Linked DNA regions of Homo sapiens: region 2 is linked to region 1. A link is a contact called in ENCODE Hi-C or POLR2A ChIA-PET data. All regions are on one chromosome and are shown on one strand. Each heading gives the region's core, a stretch centred on a gene start or an enhancer-like site at or near the end of the contact. The rest is flanking DNA. Distances are from core to core; before and after follow the strand shown. Region 1 holds the start of NUDT1 (nudix hydrolase 1). Region 2 holds the start of CARD11 (caspase recruitment domain family member 11).

Evidence for each region. Hi-C counts contacts between places; a loop is a spot of excess contacts on that map. ChIA-PET counts read pairs that join two places held with the same protein, here RNA polymerase II (POLR2A). Pooled maps may share reads with other maps.
Region 2: a loop to region 1 is called in a pooled map, with 3 times the contacts of the local background. The contact joins the promoter of CARD11 here to the promoter of NUDT1 in region 1. A Hi-C loop is called at or near these places in 1 of 168 maps with a recorded cell type or tissue (K562) and 4 of 50 pooled maps. POLR2A ChIA-PET finds 5 or more read pairs at or near these places in 1 of 52 experiments (WTC11).

Annotation. Positions count from the first base shown.
Region 1 is chr7:2,238,674-2,244,869 of GRCh38, reverse strand. NUDT1 (nudix hydrolase 1) reads right to left here and starts at 2,644. Exons shown (of 4, transcript NM_002452.4): 1 at 2,614-2,644; 2 at 144-307. The coding sequence starts at 295. It overlaps MRM2 (mitochondrial rRNA methyltransferase 2), which reads left to right and starts at 2,665. Exons shown (of 3, transcript NM_013393.3): 1 at 2,665-2,708; 2 at 5,163-5,452. The coding sequence starts at 2,701. RefSeq lists a silencer at 2,739-2,958 and an enhancer at 3,281-4,132.
Region 2 is chr7:3,041,784-3,047,979 of GRCh38, reverse strand. CARD11 (caspase recruitment domain family member 11) reads left to right here and starts at 4,113. Exons shown (of 25, transcript NM_032415.7): 1 at 4,113-4,313. RefSeq lists an enhancer at 3,891-4,185 and a silencer at 4,051-4,400.

The sequences.
Region 1 (6,196 bases), core at 1,395-3,894:
AGATGAAGACACTGAGGCTCACGCTTAACCCCCTGCTCCAGGTCACTTAGCTCTTAGTGGTGAAACCAAGGGTGTGGCCCTACAGCCCGAATCCCTGTGCCCTGGGAAAGCCGGTTCTATGGCCAGACCTGCCCCATCCTTACCTCCTAGCCCCATCCTCGATGGTCTCTCCTTCTTGCACTTTGCCCCCAAAGCCATTCCACCGGCCGGCCCCGAAGCCTCGCTTTTTCATGCCCAGGAGAACTCGCTGAGGCTGCAGGACCAGCACCAGGGTATAGAGCCTGGAGGCGCCCATGGTCCCTGGGTTCTGAAAGGAAGGTGAGAGGGCAGAGTCAGCCATGACGTGCGTGGAGGAAGCACGTGCCAGGGGCCAGGAGGAAGGGGACGTGCTCTGGGAGGCAGTGGGGGGCGGGGGGGTATGCTGTAACTCCCCAGCCCTGCCACGTGTGGCTTCCCTTGTGGCAGGTGGAAAACTGCCATTGAACCAGTGATTTTCTGGGGTAGAAACAGAACCCAGTGGTCAGCAGGGCTGATCAAGCAGAGCAGAGGCCGGCGCTACCTTCCTTCTCCACAAGTCAGTACTCAGGTGCAGAGGACAACATCACCTTTCCAGAGCGTGCTCTTGCTCCTGCGTCTACCCCCAGGAACCCCCTGCTTATAGGCACACAGTGAGGAACAACAGTCCCCGTGCCTGATTGGCACCAAAATAACCACGCAGTTTATCCTGTGGTCCTCAGGTCAGGCCTTTGGATTAACAGGAACTTCTTTCAGTCTAGTGGGACCTGGCCTCTCTGTAGCAGGCTTCCAGATTCCCAGGAAATGTGTGGCTGTAGACACAGGTCCACCCAGCCAGGCCCGGCTAGTCCTCCCTCCTGTGATAGGAGTTTATACCCCACCCACTCTGCTCCTGCTGTGGCTACTGTGGGACCTGGCACCCAGGGGGGCCACTGGAAGTCACAAGGGTCCTTCCTGCTCCCATAGGTGTGCAGGTCCAGGTCCAGAGGACTCTGAGGGCGATGCCTCCGCCAGGTCCCTGCTGAAAAAAGGACCCTGGAGAAATGCTGGAGGGCCAGGACCAACTTTCCTTTATTTATTTTGAGACAAGATCCTGCTCTGTTGCCCAGGCTGGAGGAGAGTGGCGTGATCGCGGTTCACTGTAACCTCCGCCTCCCTGGCTGAAGCCATCCTCCTGCCTCAGCATCCCACATAGCTGGGACCACAGGCATGAGCCGCCACACCCAGCTAATTTCTGTATTTTTAGTAGAGATGGGGTTTTGTCACGTTGCCCAGGCTGGTCACGAACTCCTGAGCTCAAGCGATCCACCCACCTCAGCCTCCCAAAGTGCTGAGATTACAGGCGTGAGCCACTGCGCCCAGCCAGGACCAACTTTTCTGGGGTCCACACCTGGACAAGACACAGGGTTCAGGACCAGTGATCCTTCTTGGAAGTTGTGGTGTCTGAGAAAAGGGACCAGATGATAAGGAAGGGGGCAGGGAAGTGCTGGGTAGAGGAGGGCGTGGTCTCTGGCCAGGGCTCCACACCCAGGCCTGTGCCCAGGGACCTGGGTGAGGACAGGCATTTCTGTTTTTTTGCCCAAATGTTGCATTTCCCGAGCCCGCCACGTCCCCGTCCTGTGCCTATAAAAAAACCCCAGTGGTTTTTTATAGTGGGCAGAGACACAAGCCGCTGGACGTCAAGAGGACGTGGAAAGCACACCAACAGGCACCAGCAGGCCATCAACTGATGGAACCATGAGTTTGGCAGGGGCGGTCAGAGGAGAGCCCAGGCTGCTCAGCAGCCCGACTCCAGGGGAAAATCACCTTCCCACTCCAACTGCCTTCTGGCTCCCCCATCTGCTGAGGGCTAATTCCACTCATAAAACCTTGCACTCACTCTCCAAGCCGCCGTGTGATCTGATTGCTCCAGTACATCAAGGCAAGAAACCTAGGGATACAGAAAGCCCTCTGTCCTTGCGATAAGGCAGGGAGTCTAACAGCTGACTAACACAAGCCACCTACAAGGCTAAACTGAAAGAGCACCCTCTAACACATGCCTGCTGGGGCTTCAGGAGCTGCAAACATTCACCCCTAGACACTGCCGTGGGGTGGGAGCCCCTCAGCCTGCCTGTCTGTATGTTCCCCTAGAGGCTTGAGAAGCGGGGCACTGAAGAAGTGAGCCACATCCTCATCGCACGCCCTTCGAGGAGGACAAGGGAACCTTTCCCATTTCACTGAGACTGGGTCCTGGTGGCGGAGGCAGGTCAGACAGGGTAAATGGGTTTGTGGCTTAGTTTCACACCAGGCCCGTGTACTTTGTCCCGACACTGATCTGTTTCTGCCAGAAGCCACGGTTTCCAAAGTAAATTTTTGTGATTTACTCCTGGTCTCCCCCAAGCCTCCGCCCCGCTCTCCTTGTCTCTCTCCCAAACCCCCGGCCCCGCTCTCCTCGTCTCCCTCGAGCCCCCGACCCTGCTCTTCTGGTCTCCTTCGAGCTCCCGGCCCCGCTCTCCCCCAAGCCCATGGCTCAGCTCCCCTAGTCTCCTGCCGCCCGCTGGCCCGGCTCCCCTCCCTGGTCACCACGACTCCTGGAATCCCCGCGCGCGCTTTTCGTACCTGCACCGCCGCTTCCGGGGGCGTGGCCTCTGACCGGAAGTGAGGCCAGGCACTTCCGGCGGCGCGCTGCAGGCGCGGGGAACACCAATGGCGGGGTGAGCTGGGCGCTGCTGCTGCGCGTGCAGACAGCGGGAGTGGTTGGGGGTCCGCCCGGTCGCCTTCCTCGGTCCTGGCCTCGGGGCTGGGTGCCGAGCGCTGGGCACCGTCCCCGCACTCAGCGAGCGCGACAGGGGCGAGGCCAGGATTCCGGGTCGCAGTTCCCCGGGAGGAGGGCGCCCTCAGGTCTCCAGGGGCAGGGCCGGCGGGGCCGTGGGGAGGCCGGGGCCGGCGGCGGAGTCCAGGTGGGGGGCGCAGCGCCGGGGCCCAGATCCAAGGCGCCGGGGGCGAGCCCGGGGCGGGATTTCGCTTCTGGGCCGGGTAGCTCCATTGCCCGCGCTTCCTGGGCTGTCGAGTGGGCCCTGGCCCCCGGGACCGGCTTGTGCCATTTTCCCGGGAGACCCCTTAAGCGAGGGGAAGACAGCGACTCACGGTCAGCAGTCAGTGCCTCCTGGCTTGTCAGCACGCTTTGGTGTTGCAGAAGCTAGAAGCTTTGGCCTTGGAGCCATGAGGGTGGTAACTTTTATTTATTTATTTAAATCAGAAAGATGGACATAGAGACCGGGCTTGGTGGCCCACACCTGTCATCCCAGCACTTTGGAAGTCTGAGGCAGGAGGATCGTTTGAGCCTAGGAGTTCGAGACCAGCCTAGGCAATGTAGTGAGATGCCATCTCTAAAAAAGGTTTTTAAGAATTAAAAAAAAAAAAAAAATTAGCCCAGGCATGGTGGTGCACACCTGTAGTCCCAGCTACTCAGGAGGCTGAGGTGGGAGGTTCACTTGAGACCCAGAGGTTATGGCAGCAATCAGCTGTGATTGTGCCACTGCAACTCCAGCCTGGATGATAGCAAAACAAAAATGGCCGGGTGAGGTGGTTCACGCCTGTAATCCCAGCACTTTGGGAGGCCAAGGTGGGCTGATCGCCAGAGGTCAGGAGTTCGAGACCAGCTCGGCCAACATGGTGAAATCCCATCTCTACTGAAAATAGAAAAATTAGCCGGAAGTGGTGGCACACACCTGTAGTCTCAGCTACTCAGGAGGCTGAGGTGGGAGGTTCACTTGAGCCCCAGAGGCTGTGGCTGCAGTCAGCTGTGATCATGCCACTGCACTCCAGCCTGGGTAATAGTAAAACCCTGTCTCTAAAAAAACAAAAAGAAGAAAGAAATGCCTGGGTGCAGTGGCTTACACCTGTAATCCCAGCACTTTGGGAGGCCAAGGCGGGCAGATCAGCGGAGGTCAGGAGTTTGAGACCAGCCTGGCCAACATGGTGGAACCCATCTATACTGAAAATACAAACATTAGCCGGACATGGTAGCAGGTGTGCCTGTAATCCCAGCTACTTGGGAGGCTGGGGCAGGAGAATTGCTTGAACCCGGGAGTCGGAGGCTGCAGTGAGCTGTCACTGCACTCCAGCCTGGGCGCCAGAGTGAGACTCCGTCTTAAAAAAAGAAAAAGAGGACATAGAACTTCCTTGGTGAGGTTGTTGTCAGAGTTAAACAAGGGGAGGTGTGTATAGCTTCCACCTGCTTAGCTATTGTGGGCTGTGAATAAATTGTTACATTTATTGTAACAATTGTCTAGAGAATCTTGGAAATTGTCCTTCAACGATTGACACAGGTTTAGTTCAATTTTATTTAAGACATGTAGGTGAGAGGATTGTTTGAGCCCAGGAGTTCGAATCTGCGTTGAACCGTGACCTCACCACTGCACTCCAGCCTGGGCTATAGAGCGAGACCCTGTCTCGAAAAAAAGAAGAAAAAAAGAAATGTGACAGGCCAGACCCTCTGTACTAGCTGTCAAAGCCCTGGAACTAGGTCACTAAGGCAAGGATCTGTCCTTATGAGGTTTTCTTGCAGCCTGTCAGAGCCCAATGAACATTTTTGCCAGATGAGAAAATAATATTACTTTAATTAATTAATTGATGTATTTAGTTATTGTTTGAGACAGAGTCTCGCTCTGTCGCCCAGGCTGGAGTGCAGTGGCGCAATCTCGGCTCACTGCAACCTCTGCCTCCTGGGTTCAGGCGATTCTCCTGCTTCAGCCTCCCGAGTAGCTGGGTTTATAGGCATCTGCCACCACGCCAGGCTAATTTTTGCATTTTAGTAGAGACGGGGTTTCATCATGTTGGCCACGGTTGGCCAGGCTGGTCTCGAAATCCTGACCTCAGGGGATCCACCTGTCTTGGCCTCCAAAAGTGCTGGAATTACAGGTGTCTCCGAATACCCCCATATTCTGAGGTACCAAGGGTTAGGACATCAACACATTAATTTTGCGGGGACACAGTTTGGCCTGTGATGCCTGCTTTCCATCTGTGTAGCCTTATCAGTTCACCTCCCCTCCTGGGCCTTGGTGCCCCATCTCTAGAAATGAATGAGTTGATCCGAGGGCCCTCCCAGCTCATGACCTGCCGTTCTGTGTGATGCCAACCTGCCTGCTCCTCTTCTCTCCCACCAGGTACTTGAAGCTGGTGTGTGTTTCCTTTCAGCGTCAAGGGTTCCACACTGTTGGGAGTCGCTGCAAGAATCGGACAGGCGCTGAGCACCTGTGGCTGACCCGACATCTCAGGGACCCATTTGTGAAGGCTGCGAAGGTGGAGAGTTACCGGTGTCGAAGCGCCTTCAAGCTCCTGGAGGTGAACGAGAGGCACCAGATTCTGCGGCCCGGCCTTCGGGTGTTAGACTGTGGGGCAGCTCCTGGGGCCTGGAGTCAGGTGGCGGTGCAGAAGGTCAACGCCGCAGGCACAGGTGGGCCTCTGCACTGCTGTTGGCACCTTCTGGCTCCCCTGAGGCTGAGTGGGCATGGGCAAGCTGCCTTTGCCAGTGGATGCGGGATGGTGGAGCCCTTTTTTGAAGGCGTGTGCTTCCGAGTGGGTGGTTTAGCAATGGTGATGATAAAAATAGGATGCTGCCATTTTCAAAATGAAAGACAAGGTAGAAAGGTGCAGTGAACATGGAAATCACCTCGCATGAGACCGCCCGCAGGTACCAGCACCAGCATGGTGGTGTGCATCCTTCCAGGCTTGTGCATGCATAGATCCCTCACATTTTCAAAAGCGATGTTGTGCCATACTTTTCTTGCTAATTTGCAGCCTATTGGAGCTATTTTTGCTTAATGATACATACATATATGTATTATATATATATATATATATATATATATATATATATATATATATATATATATAATTATTATTGTTATTATTTTTGTTCTTCCCCCCCCTCCAGATGGAGTCTCACTCTTGCCCAGGCTGCAGTGCAATGGTGTGATCTCGGCTCACTGCAACCTCTGCCTACCTGGTTCAAGCGATTCTCCTGCCTCAGCCTCCCAAGTAGCTGGGATTACAGGCGCCCGCCACCGCACCCAGCTAATTTTTTCTTTTTGTTTTTTTAAGTAGAGATAGGGTTTCACTATGTTGGCTAGGCTGATCTCGAACTCTTGACCTCAGGTGATCTGCCCACCTCGGCCTCCCAAAGTGCTGGGATTACAGA
Region 2 (6,196 bases), core at 2,864-5,363, 800 kb before region 1:
GTAAGACTCCTTCTCTAATAATAATAATAATAATGGAAGAGAATTAAAAACTCGCTTCCTATTCTCACCAGCCTCCTGTCAAAGTGCTCAGCAGTCAAATGTGGCCAGTGGCTGTCACATTGGACCACACCGTTCTATGTCCTCATAAGGGCTTGGCTTACACAATATGTACATTTGTCAAAACTCATTGCATCATATAGTTTTTAAATCATTTATGTATGTATGTATGTATGTATGTATGTATTTGAGGTGGGGTCTTGCTCTGTCCCCCAGGCTGGAGTGCAGTAGTGCAATCACAGCTCACTGCAGCCTCGAACTCTTGGGCTCAAGCAATCTTCCCACCTCAGCCTCTGGAGTAGCTGAGACTACAAGCACCTGCCACCATCCCCAGCTTCACTGCATCATATGGTTAAAATCTGTTTGTAAATTTCACCTAAACAAACCTCTCTAGTGAATGGCATGCATGATGGAGTGTTTAACAGTGACGTGTACTGATGATGTCTGCAACTTACTTTGAAATACACCCAGAAAAAAGGACAGGAGGTTGGGAGGCCGAGGCGGGTGGATCACGAGGTCAGGAGATCGAGACCATGCTGGCTAACACGGTGAAACCTCCTCTCTACTAAAAATACAAAAAATTAGCCAGGCATGGTGGCGGGCGCCTGTAGTCCCAGCTACTTGGGAGGCTGAGGCAGGAGAATGGCATGAACCCGGGAGGCGGAACTTGCAGTGAGCCGAGATCGTGCCACTGTACTCCAGCCTGGGTGACAGAGTGAGACTCTGTCTCAAAAAAAAAAAAAAAAACAAAAAAAACAAAAAGGACGAGAGGATTGATGGAGAGATAGATGGATAGATCTGTGATAAAGCCAATATAGCAAAATGCTAGTTGTAGAATCAAGTGGTGGGGTATATGCGGATTCACTAGATGGTTCTTCTAACTTTTCTGAACATTTAAAATTTTTAATAAGATATTGGAGGAGAAACAGGCTTGTCTTAATGAACTAGACCCGCATGCAGTCCCATCTATAAAAGTCAGAAACATAACGCTGAGTGAAAGGGACCAGGCTGCCGAAAGAACGCATGCATGCTGCCGTTTACATGCAGTTCACAAACAGGCAAACTGACTGATGCTGTCAGAGGCAGGAATGTGCCTACCCTTGGTGGCGGAGTGACTGAAACGAGACACAAGGGGGTTTCTGGGGTGCAGATAAAGTTCCATGTTTTGATAGAATGAAGTGCGGGTGTGGGTTACACTCGCACTTGGGATAATGGCCTCCAGTTCCATCCAAGTTGCTGCAAAAATTCATGGGACTTTGCAGCATTTGTGTACTTTACTGCATACATATCTCTACAGACATGTTTCATTGTTTTAAGGCACTGCCCTCATTTCGTATCTTGCAGGAGGGAAATCTGAGCTCTTCTTTAAAATGACAGGCCAGATGCCGTGGCTCATGTCTGTAATCCTGACACTTTGGGAGGCCTGAGCGAGAGGATCACTTGAGGTCAGGAGTTCAAGACCAGCCTGGGCAACATAGTGAGACTTCATCTCTACAGAAAATTAAAAAATTAGCCAGGCGTGGTGGCGTGCACTTGTAGTCCCAGCTTCTCGAGAGGCCAAGGCGGGAGGATGGCTTGAGCCAAGGAGGTCAAAGCCGCAGTGAGCCTTGATCAAGCCACTGTACTCCAACCTGGGCAGCAGAGCGAGACCCTGTTTCAAAAATAATAAAATGAAATAAAATAAAATGCTTGCCGGGCGCATGGGCTCACACTTGTAATCCCAGCACTTTGGGAGGCCGAGGTGGGCGGATCATGAGGTCAGGAGTTAGAGACCAGCCTGACCAACATGGTAAAACCCCATCTCTACTAAAAATACAAAAATTAACCAGGTGTGGTGGTGCGTGCCTGTAATCCCAGCTACTCAGGAGGCTGAGGCAGGACGATCACTTGAACCCGGGAGGTGGAGGTTGCAGTGAGCCGAGATCGTGCCACTGCACTCCAGCCTGGGCAACAGAGTGAGACTCCATCCCAAATAAATAAATAAATAAATAAAATGCCACTGCCTGATTTAGAGGTTTCATGGAGTACAAGCAGCTTCCCCAGTCCCAGGTAGGCAGTGAGATGTATCCTTAGGGACCAAGGCCTAGAAGGCTGTGGGTCTTGGTGTTAGAAGGCTGTGGGTCTTGGTGTTCATTTTAGAAACTTTCTTTACGGCCCTTGCTTGCATTTCTGAACACGCTTTACAGGAAGCAAACTCGTGTCTTCCTTCATCCCTAGCACATGTGCATCAGTGCAAACAGACTCCTCACTGGTATTTCAGATTCTTCCGTGCTTGGACCAATGTCCCATTTTTTATTTATTGTCTTGCTGAAAATTTAATTTATTGAAGGCCTTTCCTTCTAGCAGCTCGAGGAACTTTTCTCAGAACACTTAAAACATGAAACAGAAGCCTACATTCTCTAGCCATAATGAGGGGATCAAAAGAGAGGGAGATAGATGAGAGGAGAATGGTAAACTGAGGCAGAGTAGAATGAGAGGTGCAGAGGCTGGGGCAACGGGGGGGCGGGCGGTGCAGGAGGCAGTGCAATTGCAGCAAGAGAATAGAAACTAAGGTTTTCTGGGTAGGCATGGCTCATCCAGATTTTTATTTCAATAGCTTTAGGGGTACTTGCGGTTTTGGGTTACGTGGATGAAGCGTATAGTGGTGAAGTCTGGGCTTTTAGTGCATCAGTCACTGGAATAGTGCACATTGTACAGTATACATTGTACCCAATAGGTGATTTTTCATCCCCTACCCCCTCCCATTCTTCCCCCTTCTGAGTCTCCAACGTCCATGATCCCACTCTGCCTGCCTTTGCCTACCCATAGCTTAGCTCTCGCTTTTAAATAAGAACATGTAGTATTTGGTTTTCCACTCCTGAGTTACTTCACTTAGGATAATGGCCTCCAGTTCCATCCAAGTTGCTGCAAAATACTTTATTTCGTTCTTTTTTATGGCTGAGTAGTATTGCATGGCGTGTGTGTGTGTATCACATTTTCTTTCATCCAGATTTTTGAGTCTGCAATCCATGTAAACCCTTGGGACCATCCCACCCATGACGATGGCCATTTGGGGTAAATTATTAAAATGATGACATCCAGCTGGGCGCAGAGGCTCATGCCTGTAATCCCAGCACTTTGGGAGGCTGAGGTGGGCATATCACTTGAGGTCAGGAGTTCGAGGCCAGCCTGGCCATCATGTTGAAACCCCATTTCTACTAAAAATACAAAAATTAGCCAAGTTTGGTGGTGCACGCCTGTGGTCCCAGCTACTCGGGAGGCTGAGGTGGGAGAATCGCTTGAACCCAGGAGGTGGAGCTTGCAGTGAGCTGAGATTGTGCCACTGCACTCCAGCCTGGGTGACAGAGCGAGACTCCATCTCAAAAAATAAAAATAAAGTAAAATGATGACATCCAAATCACAGTTTCTCTTACAAGTATACTTCACCGGAACATCGAGGGCACAAGCTGATGGTGGGTGTCTTGGACCCCAAAGCTGTCGGGGTGAGGAAGGCCTTTGAAGGGGTGCTGACCACCCGGCATGCCCAGGAAGCTTCCAGAACAGGGGCTGAGGGAGGAAAGAGGCTTGGGGTGTAGGAGGCTGCAGGATTTGATGTGGGGCACCCCGTTCCCCTCCCATTGCAGTGACAGGCTCTGGAATTTCTTCAGAAATTCAGCTAGATCTCGGGAGCCAGTGCCCTGGAGAACCTAGAAGGGAGAGAGCCCCTCCCAAGGCCCCACCTGGACTCTGCCGGGGGTCACGGCTGGGTGGGGACTGATGCCCAGACTGGTCCAGCCTCACCCCGACTGATGCAGGTGGGCTGGGCCCTGAGACTCGCCTTGGTCTCCCCATCTCCGGCTCCCTGATCTGTCCCCAAGCACCCCCACCCCCGGCCCTGTCCCCACTCCCACCCCCACCTCCTTGCCGCCCTCCTCCCGAAGCACCGACTCCGCCCCCTCCCTCTCTTCCTTATCTTTTTCTAACCTTTCGCATTTTTTAGTCTCATTTCCTGTCGGGTTTTGCATTTCCCTCCCCCGCCCCTCCCAGCCTATGACATACTTTCTCTCCTTTTTTCTCTCCTGCCTCCTCTGGCCTTCGGACTCCTGCCCGCGCCGCCCGCAGCCCCCTCCCGGCCCTGCAGCCCCTGGGCGGGCGGCGCCCCTCGGAGGACGGCTCCGGGCCCGGGGGGACGGAGGGCCTGGTCGCCTGGAGGAAGCCGGAGGCCTGCGTGGAGGAGGCGCCCCGCGCAGCTGGCTGGCGGAGCATGAGCGCCCCAGGTAGGCGCAGCGGGGATGGGGGAGCTGGCGGAGGGGGAGCACGAGGCGGGGAGTTGGGGGAAGAGAAGAGGGCACGGGGAGGAGATGGGGGGCATCAGTGAGATGACACGGTGGCGGGGGGGGCGTCGGGGGATGGGAGTGGCTCCCGCTGGTCCCGCGATGCTGGGGGTATCCTTCCCTCTCCATCTCTGTCCCCCTGCCCCCCTTCTCTCTCTCACTCTCCTCTCCCCTTTTTCCCTTCCAACCCTTTTTCTCCCTCACTTTCCACCTCGTGTGCCTCTCCTCCGTGTCTCTTTGAGCGTCTCTGAGTATCACCGCCCAGCAAAGCCCCCACCTCCTCCTACTGGACAGGAAAAAATCGGGGGTCAGGAGGCTGCAGCCCCTTGGTGCACCTGCCCCAGAGGGAGGAAGAGAAACTTTTCTGACACCTGAAAGGCCCGGAAGTTTGCAGACCACAGCCCAGCCTGACTCAGAGGCTCCTGGGAAGGTGGGGCCTGGCTCAGGGAGGAAGGGCAGCCGCACCAAAAGTGGGTGTGGAGCTGGGAGATGGGAGAGGACAGCCCCCCGCGGGGACTGTACTAGAAAGGGGGTGGCGGGGGCACAGGAGAGGGCCCAGGTTCCCGACTGAAACCCGGAGCAGGTCCTAGCGGCCTCAGGCCTGAAAGCCACCTCCCCCAGGAGGCCCCTCCAGGCCCGATGGGGCCACCAGGCCTTCTGCTGAGCCCCCTCTGCAGATAGGGGCAGAGAGGGTGTTTCTGTCCCTCGGGGGCTCTGAGCACCGCTGGAGGCTGTCACGGGGACCCAGGTTCATGGACAGTGGTCTCAGCTGTGAGCTTCGGGGCTGCCCACACAAACTTGGTCTTGGACCAAACTGACCTCTCTCTGCCTGGCCTGCTCTCAAAGCCTTTGATTTGTAGTTCAAAACATTTTCTCCTAATATTTATGACTCGTCTTGAAGGTATAAGGTTACCAACCTACCAGAAAGGGGAGAAAAATAGTCGATCGTTCATTCCACATTTATTGAGCGCTCAGCCTGTGCATAATGCGTGCCGGAAATCCCGGGAGCCGGGAATTGATATGAGGACAGGAATTTCTCCGTAAGTGTCCACTTCTGCGCTTTCGCGGAAACTCCGGTTCTCTCCCCAGCAAGGCATCTGTAAAGAGATGACACCCCTGCCTCAGGCCAGGGCTGCCCTGAGGAGCGCAACAGTGACCAGGACTCAGCGTAATTCAAGGCCAGGGAATGCTTGGACCCGTGTGGATGTTACTTGCCTGGGTATCAGATAGGCAGGCCGTGGCTCCACTGGCCCCAGCAGTCTTCTGTTAATGCATGAATGGTCCTTGATGTGATTTTTTTAAAAATCGTGGTGAAATACATGTGACATAAAATGAGCTCGCTGAACCACTTTGAAGCGCAGAGTTGAGTGCTGTTAAGCCCGTCCATGTTATCTTGCGGCCATCACCACCATCCAGCTCTTCCCAAACTGAAACTGTGTCCCCCGTTAAACAGCAGCTTCCTGGCCCCCTCCGTAGCCCCTGGCAGCCACCCTTCCCCGTTCTGTCTCTAGGAATCTGATGACTTTCGGGACCCCATATAAGGGGGCTCATACAACCTATGTCCTTCCTGTGCCTGGCTTATTTCTCTGAGCCTCACGTCCTCACGGTTCATCTGTGTTGTAGTCTGTGACTGAATCTCCTTCCCTTTTCAGGATGAATAATATTCTATTGTGCAGATAGACCATATTTTGTGTATCCGCTCATCCTTTATGTGATTTTAAAAAATGACTTCTGGACGGGCGCGGTGGCTCATGCCTGTAATCCCAGCACTTTGGGAGGCCAAGGCGGGCAGATCACCCGAGGACAGGAGTTCCAGACCAGCCTAG